2 separate regions of the Homo sapiens genome follow, and region 2 is linked to region 1. A link is an interaction called in ENCODE POLR2A ChIA-PET data of the cell type or tissue named here. Cell type or tissue: PC-9. All regions are shown on one strand.

What was found. ChIA-PET counts read pairs that join two places held together with the same protein. Peaks named below come from ENCODE experiments on the same cell type or tissue, not always from the same donor. Only the 100,000 strongest peaks of a DNase experiment are listed, where the experiment ranks them.
Region 2: POLR2A ChIA-PET joins it to region 1 with 11 read pairs; 3 of 35 experiments call an interaction of 5 or more read pairs at or near these places.

Annotation. Positions count from the first base shown.
Region 1 is chr11:1,577,006-1,581,005 of GRCh38, reverse strand. The region is part of intron 1 of KRTAP5-AS1 (KRTAP5-1/KRTAP5-2 antisense RNA 1); the gene reads right to left. Among named protein-coding and RNA genes, the nearest start is that of KRTAP5-AS1, 6.3 kb to the right of the region's middle. In PC-9, no CTCF peak of the experiment used is centred here; no DNase peak of the experiment used is centred here; H3K27me3 peaks cover 573 bases.
Region 2 is chr11:1,779,186-1,783,185 of GRCh38, reverse strand. All of the region lies in intron 1 of LOC124902610 (a long non-coding RNA gene), which reads right to left. Among named protein-coding and RNA genes, the nearest start is that of CTSD, 17 kb to the right of the region's middle. In PC-9, no CTCF peak of the experiment used is centred here; a DNase peak (open chromatin) is centred at 75; H3K4me3 peaks cover 184 bases; H3K27ac peaks cover 235 bases.

The DNA of each region.
Region 1 (4,000 bases):
GCTAACAGAAGAAGCAGATTACAGATAAGCCACATATTGGAGTTAGGAAACAAGGGCTTTAAAATAACTATGATTGGGCCAGGCACAGTGGCTCACGCTTGTAATCCCAGTGCTTTGGGAGGCCGAGGAGGGCGGATCACCTGAGGTCAGGAGTTCGAGACCAGACTGGCCAACATGGTGAAACCCCATCTCTACTAAAAATATAAAAAGTAGCCAAGGGCCAGGCACGGTGGCTCACGCCTGTAATCCCAGCACTTTGCGAGGCCGAGGTGAGTGTATCACAAGGTCAGGAGTTCAAGACCAGACTGGCCGACATGATGAAACCCTGTCTGTACTAAAAATATAAAAAGTAGCCAAGGGCTGGGCACAGTGGCTCACGCCTGTAATCTCAGCACTTTGGGAGGCCGAGGCAGGCAGATCACAGGTCAGGAAATCGAGACCAGCCTGGCCAACATGGTAAAATCCTGTCTCAACTAAAAATACAAAATATTAGCCGGGTGTAGTGGCATGCGCCTGTAGTCCCAGCTACTCAGGAGGGTGAAGCAGGAGAATCGCTTGAACCCGGGATGTGGAGGTTGCAGTGCGCCGAGATCGCACCACTGCACTCCAGCCTGGGCAACAAGAGCAAGACTCTATCTCAAAAAAAAAACAAAAAAAAAAGTAGCTGGGCATGGTGGTGGGCACCTGTAATCCCAGCTACTTCGGAGGCTGAGACAAGAGAATTGCTTGAACCTGGGAGGCAGAGGTTGTAGTGAGCCAAGATTGCACCATTGCACTCCAGCCTGGGCAACAGAGCAAGACTCCGTCTCTAAATAAATAAATAAAACAATATTCAATGTCCTATAAAATTTTTAAACTTTGTGGAAGTAAAATATATGACAACAGCACAGAAGTCAGGAGAGGGATAAACAGAATTAAATAGTTGTAAGGTTCTTGCCTTGTTTATGAAGACACGAGATTATTAACTGATAATATGTTATCATAATCTCTGGATGGGTGCAGAAGCTCACGCCTGTAGTCCCAGCACTTCGGGAAGCCAAGGCAGATGGATTGCTCAAGACCAGGAATTCAAAACCAGCCTGGGCAACATGGCAAAACTCCATCTCTACCAAAAATACACAAATTAGCCGGGTGTGTTGGCAGGTGCCTATAGTCCTAGCTACTCAGGAGGCTGAGGTGGGAGAATCACCTGAGCCTGGGAGGTCAAGTCTGCAGTGAGCCATGATTATGCCACTGCACTCCAGCTTGGATAACAGAGTGAGACCCCATCTCAAAAAAATAAATAAATAAATATAACCATCTCTAAGGTAGCCATTAAAGGATAATGAATACATAACCCGGAAGCTAACAGAAGACAGAAATTAGGCCAGGTACGGTGGCTCATGCCTGTAATCCCAGCTCTTTGGGAGGCCAAGGCAGGCTGATCACTTGAGGTCAGGAGTTTGAGACCAGCCTGGCCAACATGGTGAAACCTCGTCTCTACTAAAAGTACAAAAAATTAGCCAGGTGTGGTGGCCCGTGCCTATAATTCCAGCTACTTGGGAGGCTGAGGCACAAGAATCGCTTGAATCTGGGAGGCAGAGGCTGCAGTGACTCGAGATTGCACCATTGCACTCCAGCCTGGGTGACGGAGTGAGACTCTGTCTCAAAAAAAAAAGGAAAGAAAAAAAAACAGAGAGAAGTTAAATAAGATGCATGTTGTTTAGAAAAAACAAACCCTAAATATCAAGATCCAGGAAGATAGAAAGCAAAAGAATAAAAAAAAAGATATATTAGGCAAACATTAATGTTTTCAAAAACCTAGTATAATGATAGTAAGATCAGACAATGTGGACTTTGAAACAAAACCATTATTAGAAGAGATAACATTTCATGATGATAGGAGAGTTCATGCAACCAAACAGAAAACAATCCTAAACTTCTATGTGCCAAATAACTGAGCTTTAAAACATATAAAGCAAACATTGACAAAACTAAAATAAGAAATAGATAAATCCACAAATACAATTGGGACTATAATTGGGAATGTATAGGAATAATTGGGAATTTTAATGAACCTCTCTCTCACTCCACACAATGTGCCAGCTTCCCCAAACCCTCAGACACTCTGGCCTGCCCAGCAGCTGCCAAGAGGGGCCAGTAACACCACCTGAAGATGCAGGGAACTTAATTCCTCGGGAGAGCAACTCTGACCTATGAGAGCAGAAGACAGGAAGGAGCTTGCAGAGAAACTATTCTCCCTTCCTCCTCCCTGTGGACCATTCTGAGGTGGAGCATCGCTGTATGGTCTCGTGGGAGAGGGTGTGCAGACGTGGCCAGCTGAGCTGCAACTTCCAAAAAGCCACAGCAGCTGAGTAAGAAGCAGCCTTGCCTCAGCTTCACCTCCTCCCTGGCTCGGTGTGTTCCTCCCTTCCAGAAAATGTGTACACTGAGCTTTGCATCTGGCTACTTTCTGGGGAATGGAAGCTAAGACTCCCACCATCACCATGTCCACTTAGCATTATAATGGTGATGCCAGCCCATGCAATATGACAAGAAACAAGCAATGTGAGGTTTGGAAAGAAACGAAAGTGCAGATTCATAGATGATAGGGCCATCTACCTGGGAAATCCAAGTGAACCTACAGGCGGCCTGCTTGGAGGAGTAAGAGAAGTCAGAGAGGGTGATCGACAGCCAGCCCATGACAGGCAACAACACATCAGAAATTGTGGTTTTTATAACCTTTCACAAAGCAACCGAAATCATAAGCTCAGGAGTAATATACGCAATGGGAAGACTGTAAGGCCTCCCTGGGGAAGATTATAAGGCAATATAGAAGGACGTCTTCAAACTAAATATGGAGTCTGTGTGAGAAGACACTCCAGTGTCCTCCTAGTCAACCCATCAAGTAATGCAGCTATAATCAAAATGCATAAAATCCCAAGTGTTGGCAAGGGTTTTATTTTATTTTATTTTGAGACAGAGTTTTGCCCTTGTTGCCCAAGCTAGAGTGCAATGGCACAATCACAGCTCACCGCAACCTCCACCTCCCGGGTTCAAGGGATTCTCCTGCTTCAGCCTCCTAAGCAGCTGGGATTACAGGTGCCCACCACCACACCCGGCTAATTTTTGTATTTTTTAGTAGAGATGGGGTTTCACCATGTTGGCCACGCTGGTCTCAAGCTCCTGACCTCAGGTGATCCGCCCACCTCAACCTCCCAAAGTGCTGGGATTACAGGTGTTAGCCACCATGCCCAGCCCTGGCAAGGGTTTTAAATGGAGTTCTTCTAGCCTGCTGGCAAGTTATTAGAATTCTCCACTCAGGGCAACTTTGCAATATCTGGGGACATGGGAGTTGGGGGCAGGGGGCGCTGTGGCTCACGCCTGTCATCCCAGCACTTTGGGAGACCGAGGCGGGCAGATCACCTGAGGTCAGGAGTTCGAGACCAGCCTGGCCAACATGGTGAAACCCTGTCTCTACTAAAACTACAAAAATTAGCAGGGCATGATGGCAGGCGCCTGTAATCCCAGCTACTCAGGAGGCTGAGGCAGGAGAATCGCTTGAACCCAGGAGGTGGAGGTTGCAGTGAGCTGAGATCGCACCAGTGTACTCCAGCCTGGGCAACAGAGCGAGATGCCATCCAAAAAAAAAAAAAAAAAAACTAGGAAAGAAAATAATCCTGTAATCCCAGCATTTTGGAAGGCTGAAGGCCAAGAGAGGAGGATTGCTTGAGCCCAGGAATTTGCGACCAGCCTCGGTAACATAGTGAGACTTCATCTCTACAAAAAAAATTTTTTTTTTCTGAGATGGAGTTTCATTCCGTTGCCCAGGCTGGAGTACAGTGCCACGATCTTGGCTCACTGCAAGCTCCGCATCCTGGGTTCAAGCGATTCTGGTGTCTCAGCCTCCCGAGTAGCTAGGATTACAGGCACGCACCACCACACCTGGCCAAAAAAAATTTTTTTAATTAGCTGGAGATGCTGGCACATGCCTGTAGTGCCAGCTACTCAGGAGGCTGTG
Region 2 (4,000 bases), 200 kb before region 1:
TTTTACAAAGGTCAGCTGGTCACCCGGCACAAGGTCTGTATTAGTCTCTGACTAATTAACTGCTGTGGCAGATTACACAAACACAGTGGCTTAAAGCAACGTAAATCTATCATCTTGCAGTTTGGGAGGTCACAAGTCCCACGTGGTTTTCAAGGAGCTAACATTAAGATGCCTGCAGGGCGGTTCCCTTCCGGAGCCTCTAAAAGCAAATCCATCTCTCCCTGTGTCTCCCATTCCCAGAGGCCGCCAGCATTCCCTGACTCACGGTCCCCTCCTCCGACTTCAAGTCCAGCAGTGGCATCTTCTAGTCTCCTGTGGCTCTGACCCTCCCCAGCTCCTATCCTGATGCTTGTGATTGCCCTGAGCCTGTCCGGATATTCCAGAACAATCTCCCATCCCATGTGCCTCGACTTAACCACATCTGGAGGCCCCTTTGTCACGTAGGTCCCGGTGATTAGAATGTAGACATCTTCGGGGACCCTTTTCAGCCCAGCAAAAGAACAAAGGATTGGGTAGCAGGAAGGGGCAGGGAAAGACGTGGAGGGGCCGTGGGCAGAGGCTGGGTACTATTGAGGGGTCCAGAGACAGGAGGATGGGGTGAAGGGGGACTCCTGCCCTGCTCCCTGGTGAGATGAGGGGCCTGGCTCCACTCGCCGCAGGCCGGACCCACAGAGGTCGGGAGATAATCCTGCTTTGCTGGGCATTGCGGCAAGCGCCTTCTCTTTCAGGGCAGGCAGTGGTGTGTGGCTGGCACCCCTGGGGCACTGGGGTTTTCCCAGATGAGGATACAGAGGAGGGGCATCCCTGGCCCAAGTATGAGCCACTGTGGGGAGGGGGCTGCTAGCTAGAACGGCATCCTGCCCATGGGGGAGTGTGGGGCGGGGACCAGAGCCCTCTGTCCACTAGGGCTGTGTCCAGGGCACAGGGGAGGAGGACCCACAACGACTGTAGGGGGACAGCAGGGACACCGCCCGTCACCCCAACAGGGATGTGACTTTTGCAAAACTGCACAGGCAGCAAAAAAGCAAGATTGGGAGGTGTTGCACTGTCCTTTTGCAACTTCCTCTGTGAGCATCAGGATTTTCTCATCTGGGGCAAGGGATCAAGGCCCTGCCTGCTCCCTGGGGCCTGGGGGGATGAGACGAGGCAGCGAGTAAGAAAGGACTTGGGGGCATGAAGCCGACTGCACCGGTGAGGGGCTGGTGGCCACCATCTGCTGGTGACCCTTAGGGGCCACCGCCTTCCCAGCATCTCCCTCCTTGCTGCTGGGACCGCACTGGAACCTCGCCTTGGTCTCCACATGGACCCTCTGGGCCCTGTGATGTCACCCTCCCAGCTCCTATGCCCCAGCCCCCTGAGTCCTCAGCCACAGTCTCACACCCTCGGGACCTGGGCAGCTGACAGCCCCCTGGGAGGTAACAGCTCCCAGCGGTGAAACAGCTGTGACGTGGCTCCCATATGTTGTCTGCACCCTGGGATGGGAGGTCCGTCCTGGCTGAGGGTGGACGCCCCTTGTCATGGTCTCAGCAGTGGAAGGACGGGCTCAGCCAGGCCCAAGAGGCAGGAGGGCACTGCCTGTGTGGGCAGAACCTGCAACAGAGGCCAGGCAGTTGCACAGATGGGTGGAGCCTCTGCCAAAGGGCATGGAAGAGCCGCCGTCCAGCTGAGAGGCACAGGCTGTGTGTGCAGGCTGCACGGCTGAGGCTGACAAGAGGGGCTGCCTGGACCAGGGTGAGAGGCCGCAGAGCTGGGGACGTGGCATGGTGCTGTGGCCTCAGGGCCTGGAAGCCTAGGCCAGCCTCACATGACAACCCTAGCACATGGCTGCGGGAGCCACCTCCAGAAGGGGAAGGAAGTCACTGGCTGGCCTGCAGACCACAGGAAGGGCCCCTCACATCATATGCTCAGAGGTCACCTGGACTTGGGCTTCAGCGGTCGCTGGTGCATGACATTCAGGGAGGGAGTGAACTTTCCACTACCGGGGGGTTTCTCTTGCAGGCCAAGGGCCTGAGGTCTGGGCCCAGGGATGCTGCAGACGCCCTCAGTGGTCTCCACGGCCTCGCCTCTGCCTCCCGGTGCTGACTGCCGCACCCCACTGGATTAGGGAACATCTTTCCCAGCATCACAGCTGCCACCCTCACACCTGCAGGGATTACTCCTCCCGCTGCCAGATCCTTCCAGCAGCTTTAAGAGCATCCTGGCCACCACGTCGCTCCCCTGCCCCTTCCCAGCCACACTCCCCGAGACAGTCAGCCTCAGACACCAGCTCCTGGCACCTCCTCTCCACCTCCTTCAAACCTGAGCCACTCGGAGCTGCCCCAGCAAGGTCCTGAGGGCTGCATGTGGCCGTGTCAGGGGCATCAGAGTGCGGACGAGCTCCCCGGTCGCTTCTGGGAGCCCTTCCTGTGCTTGGCCCCAGGACTCCACACACATCCTCCTTTCCCCGATGGCTGCTCTGTCTCCAGCTTTGTCCCCTCCCCAGCTTTTCCTTGCCACCTCTGTGTCCACCCTGACCCCTTGTGATTTCCTGCTGACCCCGGAAATCCTCCAGGCTGGAAATCCTCTTGGGCTAAGGGGTCCCACGCGCATCTCAGCCAGGGCGCTCCTTCCATCCTCAGACCTGCGTCCGGCTGCCCGTCGGCCATGCGCTGGGGTCCTAGCAGCAAGTCGCCCCTGGCAGTTCTGACCATCCCCTTCAGACAGGCTCTTCCTCACCCTCCCCCGATCACCACCACCTCCGCCCATCCAGCCCACCAGCAAAATCTGCCACCTCACCCTGCCTTGTCAGCCACCACACCCCACCCAGCCACCCCATATTCTTTCTCTGCGTCTCCCGCGCCCCATCACACCCTTCTCTCAACGAGTGCCAGTGGCCCCGACAACCTGCTGAGGTTGTCCTCACCCTCCTGTTCTCAGCCCTGCAGACTCCCCATGGGACACTCAAGGCGCAGCCTGCAGGGTGCAGCTCCCTCCTCTGTGCGCTCCGGCACCTGCCCGCCTGTACCCCTGGCCTGGGGCATTTGTGCCCGCCGGGCAGGAGGCTGGCTTCCTCCCTGCCTCCGCATCCTTACCCGGACCCCAGGCATCCCCAGAAGTGGTCCCGCCCTTCCCCTTTGCTGCTCTTCCAGTCACCACCCCTGTGTTTGGTACTACGTCCCCCATGTCTCCCACCCCCTACTATTCGCTCCTGGAGGGCAGGGATTTCTGTCTGTCCTGTTCATCACAGCATCCACATCACATCTGGCCACAGAACGTGCAGCACAAACCCTTGGCAAACAGCAGCGAAGGCCCGGGCAGGTGAGGGCCTGCACTCTGCAGACAGGACCCTGCTGGGTGCTCTCGGTGGAGACTTTGGGAGCACGGTACAGAGCCACGAGCAGGGCTGCCTCCTGCCTGGCAGTGGTCCTCCCAAGAGGACCCAGCCTAGGCGCACAAGGAGCAGGGGGAGCCACGGACCCCGAGAACCCCCTTTCCGTCTGCCCAGCTTGCACTCTCCCGTGTTAGGTGTCGCCCAGAGAGGGGCGCAGTCCCTGCAAACTCAGTGGGGTGAGCGAGTGAGGGGCTATAGCATGTCCCACGTGGGACCCAGAGAGAGCAGCCTGCTTGCCAACACTCCCAGCACCACCCACCTGATGGCCTGTGAACAGACTCAGATGCCCTCACCGTGGCATTCAAGGCTCTTCCAGCCTCCCTCGACCTTCCTGTCCAGCCTCCAGGGCTGCAGCTCACCTCCACCTGTACACCCTCGGTCTGGCCAAGCCAGCAGGATGGCGTGCTGGCCTCCCTGCCCCTGCTTGTGTTGGGGGCCCCTGCCCGGGCACTCTTCCCCTGGGGCCCTGCCTTCCCCAGCAGGCTCCCCACCCTCTGGCTGGCCTCCTCTTGGAAGTCATCTTCCCTGCCTTGAATGAGCTCCCTAGCCTGGTTGCCAGGCTTCTCCCACGACCTGTGTGTCCTCCATGGCCCAAGGGGCAAAGAGTCCTGGGCTTCCTTGTGTGGCTGC